Regions from separate parts of the Homo sapiens genome. Here region 2 is linked to region 1. The links are chromatin loops, found by intact Hi-C in ENCODE. Cell type or tissue: mammary epithelial cell. All regions are shown on one strand. Links, peaks and the distances in the headings refer to the core of each region. The heading gives the core; the rest is flanking DNA.

Evidence for each region. Hi-C counts contacts between places; a loop is a spot of excess contacts. Peaks named below come from ENCODE experiments on the same cell type or tissue, not always from the same donor. Only the 100,000 strongest peaks of a DNase experiment are listed, where the experiment ranks them.
Region 2: a loop joins it to region 1, with 2.1 times the contacts of the local background. A loop is called at or near these places in 5 of 110 quality-filtered maps.

Annotation. Positions count from the first base shown.
Region 1 is chr6:43,922,385-43,925,290 of GRCh38, forward strand. The region is part of intron 1 of LINC01512 (long intergenic non-protein coding RNA 1512); the gene reads left to right. Among named protein-coding and RNA genes, the nearest start is that of LINC01512, 33 kb to the left of the region's middle. RefSeq lists an enhancer at 2,086-2,145. In mammary epithelial cell, for the core only: no CTCF peak of the experiment used is centred there; DNase peaks (open chromatin) are centred at 1,297 and 2,107; H3K27ac peaks cover 1,091 bases.
Region 2 is chr6:44,010,709-44,013,614 of GRCh38, forward strand. All of the region lies in intron 1 of SCIRT (stem cell inhibitory RNA transcript), which reads right to left. Among named protein-coding and RNA genes, the nearest start is that of LINC03040, 12 kb to the left of the region's middle. RefSeq lists an enhancer at 1-723 and a silencer at 1-12. In mammary epithelial cell, for the core only: no CTCF peak of the experiment used is centred there; DNase peaks (open chromatin) are centred at 273 and 1,573; H3K27ac peaks cover 1,673 bases.

The sequences.
Region 1 (2,906 bases), core at 226-2,725:
TGCCTGGCATGAGAGACTTTATACCCCCACCTTGCCATGCCCCACCACAGGTATGTTCCAAATCTGGGGATTCCTCAGCAGGCTCCTCAGTGCCCTCTGAGGAGTCTGAGGGGAACTACTGGGGCCACAGTGTCCCCTCCCCACCCCTTCTTGCCTCCCTGGCTAGGGCAGCCGGTGTTTGGAACTTGTCCATCATGTTTATGGTGATGGATGGACATAGGCTCCAGCACTGCTTCCAGTACTCGTCCTGGTGTCTGTTGCAGCAGCAGCCCCCAGCCAAGAGAAAATAACAAACAACCTTTTGGAGTCCTTACTAGGTACCAGGCACTGTTTTGTATACCTTATAAAAGGAGTGCTGTCATGAGCCCCTTTTACAGACAACAAAACTGAGGCGTGGTGAGTCTGCATAAGTCATCTAAGGACACACTATGAGTGAGGCGCAGGTCCAGACTTCACAAGGCAGCCTGCACTCCCAGCATCACGACTCTCCTCTCTCCCTGGCCAGGCCACGAGCGCTGCCTGCGCAGGGCTGGCCCATGGAGGGGGCAGGGCAACCAGCTGGGAGATGGAGTCCAGGAAGCAGAGGATGTCCGGGCATCTGTGGCACACTCCCACATACATGTGCCCCTGTGCATGCAGGCACATGGCACATACCTGGTGGGAATGGGCACCTCTCACACAAATATGCATGTGTGTGTACATCTCCTGTACCTGCCCCACCCACATGCGTGCACGTCCTATCTATCTAAGCGCCTGCACACATACATGAGCACGTGGATACATACGCATGTACGCCTATCCATGAGGTCACCCTATACATGTACATTCCCCAGGCACCTTCCCACACTCAGACACACAAACGTCCCACACTGCACACACCCAAACCCTTGTGTGGATGGAGCATGTCTTGCTACCTTGCTTACCAGGAGCATACTGCACTTCCTTTCCTTGACCCCCAAACTCGGGGTCAGTCCTAGGACAAGCAAAGCAGAGTGGGTGCTCTCTCATGATTACATGTATTCACTCAACCAGTATTTCCCGAGTGCCCACTGTATGCAGGGCCTTATGCTGGGTACTGTAGTGAAAGACTTAAATTGAGGCTCGGCCCAGCCCCTTAAGAGTGCCATGTGTGGGGCAGAGAGGGCCATGAGTCAGTGAGTACAGTCATCCCCACTGCCAAAAGTTGGCCTGGGGATGCAGGCTCCCAGCAGGCTCCAAGCTCCTCTCTGCTGATGGTGTACCCGCCTCTGGAGGCCCAGCTCCCTGCCTAGTTCTGGGTACCTGCAGACGTGGGCTCTCTTGCAGGTTTGAGGTCTGGGAGTGGCCCAGCCAGGGACTCTGGATGCCTTTGGGAGGGCTCCGGTCCCTTCCCCGACATACTCACCATGGAAGCAACCACGTAGTGTCCCTGGGCAGCCGGGTGGGTGTGAGTCACCGGGCAGGCCAAACCCCAAATGCCTGCCATCCCTTTGGATCATTGTGTATTTATTAAGCACTCCCTGTATACCCAGCACCTGCCAACATAGCAGTGTCCAGGCCTGGCTTGTCCACACTCCCACACAGAGGGGAACAGCCCAAGCCTTCTTGCTGCGCAGCCCCTCTGCCAGCCCTGCCATGCTCCACACAATGGGTTACATGGGCCTTGCCCAGGCGGGGAGGGGGCCAGACCTTTTGTATGGCGCCTTCTACTACCCAAATGCCATGCCACAAACCCTTAAACTGGGAGCTGGGTAAATGACCCTGGCCAAGAATGGCTTCATGGACACGAAACCTGAACGGCCCACACTTAGAAAGACCCTGTGCTTGGCTTAACACTCTGCTGTTGCCGTCTTGAAATTCTTAACAGTTTTTGAACAAGGGCCCCACAAATTATGTAGCTGGTTCTGCCACTGGCTGAGGCTTTCTGTGGGTGATTGGCACAGCCCTGCCCCCACCCCACTTCCTGCCGCCTGCATGCCCCTCCGCAGCCCTGCCTCTGCCAGCTCGGCCTCCTGCCCTGGGCTGGCCCAGACTGCTGAGATGTGGGCGGCTGTGGTTTCCCAGAGCCCGCAGTGCAGCCGCAGTGTTTGAAGATGCTCTTCAGTGGTGTCTTCAGACGGTGTTCCTTCTGTCGCCCAGCCTGTGGTCGCCCTGGCCGGCTCCCACCCCGTGGTCACCTGCCTGCTGTTGCCAGAGCATGAGAAGCCCGGGAAGGAGGACTTCAGCTTATACTCAGCTTCTGGCTTAGAGCCCACATATAGACTGCTCATCCCAGCCCCATCCTAAGGCACATCATTGCTAAGCTCTCTGAACCTCAGTTGCCTCAGCTGTAACATGGGGATTCAGAAGTCCTCCCAGCAGTGTTGGTGGGAGGATTCCTGGTAACATATAGGAAGCACCTGGTAACAAGCCTGGCACAGAGTGGGTGCCTGGAGAGCATTTAGTTTTAGCTGCTCGTTAATTCACCATTTACTGAGTGCCTACTAGAAGCCGAGCCAGAAAAGATAGCTTTTACTGAAGGAGCTCACAGTCTCGGCGGGGCAGGGGGTCAGTGGGGGTGGCTGTAAGCAGAAGCGTAAGAAGCTCAACTGGAATGGAGTGCAAGCCCAAGTGGGGAAACCAAGGCCCAGGGAGGGGATGTGACTTGCCTACACCAGGACCCAGGAGTCTTGTTTCTCTGCCCACCGGACGCCCCATACACAAACTCTGCCATGTCCCGGGATTGTGGTTAACACCGTGTGCTGTGTTAACAGGTCCAGGCTCAGTCTTCAGGGCACGAGTTGGGGTCTTCTTGATGGGTTGTGGCACCCACTGTTTGGACATCATGCATGCTTCTTCTTATTATTGTGTATTTATTTATTTGTTTATTTGTTTCTTGATCCAGGGTCTTGCTCTGTCGCCCAGGCTGGAGTGCAGTGGCACCATCT
Region 2 (2,906 bases), core at 201-2,700, 88 kb after region 1:
GTGGCAGAGTGCCAGGGCTGGCAGAGCTGCCATGAAAAGGGGTGCTGTGCTCAGGGAGATGGAGATGGGGTGCCTTCCTAGTAGGGTGCAGTAGCACTAGGCAGGGACTAGGAAGAGCATGCAAGTCCCCTGGGCCCCCTAAGGCCAGCACCGGGTCAGACTTGTCTTCTCTCCATGTTCAGGGTCTGCCCTGTCTCCAGCAGCCCCACTGTGGCTGGTGACCTGTCAGTGACTCACAGCCAGCTGTGGGCACAGAGTGGAGAAAGTGGCCTCCAGCTGAGCTCATGCACTAGCAATTAGCCCTCTACACCTCCTCACCATGGAGAGCCTCCCAGCTTCCACGCACGCACGTCCCAGGCTGCCCTTTCCCAACCGCAGCGTGGCTCTTGTGCTTATTTTAGCCTGATGAAGCCTCTTGAAATGTCAGAGCTGCAACCAACCAAGCTAGGGACCATCCAGTTGAATCCTTTCATTCAACCAGGGAGAAAATGGGGATTCAGAGAGGGAGTGAGAGATGCGCTTCAGGTCACACAGCTAATTGGTTGTGCAGCCAGAAATGAACTGCAGGCTTCCGGAGCCCAGATCCAGCTGTCCTTAACTCTAGGGGGCAATGTGCTTCAGGTAGCCCCTCACCAGACTTCTGGAGCCACTGGAGCCAGCACACATGTGTTTGAATCCTTCTTGGCCACTTGTCAGCTGTGAGACTATGGGCAAGTTACTCAGCATCTCCAGGCTTCTGTTTCTCCACCTGTAAAATGAGGATAACAGAGGCATGTCCCTCCCAGGTTGGTGTGAGGAATGAATGAGTTCATATATCTGAACTGCTAAAAGCAGTGCCAAGCACATAGCACACACTCAAAACACATTAGCTGACATTGTGTAGTCACCAAGACTTGGTCTCTGGTGTGGAAAGTTTAAAAATTCAGTTTTATGTGTTTGTCCATGGGTGAGCAGATTCTGGGACACCAGCCATATAACCAGACTTCTGGAAAACTGGTGGTGCTACTGTGGGGACAGGTGTTGCTGTCAGAAAGATCCACAGTAGACACAGAAACTGCCTTCCACTTTGGCAGTCACCATCTGAGACCCACAGATTGCAGACATCGAGGCAAAGGCAGTTTGGAGATTCTCAGGGCTATTCAAGCTCGGTGAGCCTGAAGAAGTGCCCTTCTGAACTCAAGAACTGGGCCTCTGTTTGTTAATCTGAAAAATAGGGGAAATCATAGCCTTGGGCTCACTGGGTGGTTGCAGGCATTAGATCAGGTGGGACAGTACCTGAAATAATCCTTTCTAGCCTTCCTCCTCCCTCTTTCTTTGTCACGACCCCCATCATCTGCTTGAGGCCAGTTCTCTCGATTCAGAGCTGCCTCCCCACTGGGCCCAGTTGGATAAACACTGACAAATTCTTCCCCTTCCAAGTTCCTCTTTTCCCAGTCACCAAATCTCTGATACCTCACACCAGATGAGTTATGGTCCCAGAACATGTACAAGATTGGGGTGTTCTCATTCCAACCCTGGAGATCCTTGTTGAATGGATGACTCAGTGAATCAACAACTGCAACGATTCCCAGAACTTCCTGAAAACTCACTCTGAGCTCTTAACATTGGGCAACACTCTGGTTTCCCCCAGAGCCCCACCACAAACCACCTCTGAGGAGAGGCGGCTCTGCAGTTGCCTCATCACTCTTTGCTGCCCTTCATCATGCTCATTTACACGAGAACTTTCTCTGCCCTTACTTCTCCACCACCCAGTCTGGACAACCAGGTGTGTTTGCATTCTCCCCTGCAGGAGGGCAACACAACCGTTCTGCTGTCCATAACCACTGCTGGCATGCCTAGTGGTCAGTCTTGAGCCCTCTCCATCTGCCCAAGTCACAACTGTCCCCCTACCCACCCCACCCAACTTCCTATGATTGCCTGCATAGGACAACTGACTCTTCTTGCTTGCTATTCCAGCTCCACTAATAGCCCATGACCCCCTCTTAGCCCCAGCCAGCCCCACCTGTAGAGTCCTGCTACGAGTGAGCCATTCCTCCCCAGGGGCATCACCTACTCGCTGCATTCTGTTCTTCAGGACAGACTGGAGCTCCCCAGACGAGAAGGCCTAAAGGGCTGGGAGCGGTGGCTCACTCCTGTAATCCCAGCATTTTGGAGGCCAAGGCGGGTGGATCACCTGAGGTCAGGAGTTCAAGACCAGCCTGGCCAACATGGCGAAACCCCGTCTCTACCAAAAAAATACAAAAATTAGCCAGGTGTATTGGTGGCGCCTGTAGTCCCAGCTACTCGGGTGGCTGAGGCGGGAGAATTGCTTGAACCCAGGAGGTGGAGGTTGCAGTGAGCCGAGATCACGCCACTGTACTCCAGCCTGGGCGACACAGCGAGACTCCATCTCAAAAAAAAGAAGGCCTGAGCCATTTGAGAGTTCATGCCCCTTTGAAGGCTGGGAATCTGAACACTAGTTCTGCCCTCAGGAGCCAGGATATGGCCTGGGCATCATCTCCAGCTTGGTTCCAGCTTATTCCCCACCATTGGCCCGCTGTCCAGCCCTCTGCATGTTTCTGGGCCACCAGTGGTCCCTACACGCCAACCAGAGGATTCCAAGAGTATCTCACCTGGAAGATCCTAAGGAATCACCCAGTCTAGTGGAGATGGTCTCTAGAGTGTTTGAAAATGTTTTGGAGTCTTTTTCATTGTAATAGTGATTAGAGATGTTCTGGCATTGGGTGCCCCAGGCCGGGCATGCTAGATCCCACAATGGACAAGGCAGTTTGCATAGTGAAGCATTGCACCCCTATTCTCCTTGGAGAAACACCACTTCTAGTCCAAAGTACTTCTTGTACAGTTGTAGAAACTAAGAGCCAGGGAGGATAAGGTACTGGCCCAAGACTAAGCAGCAAATTTGTCTC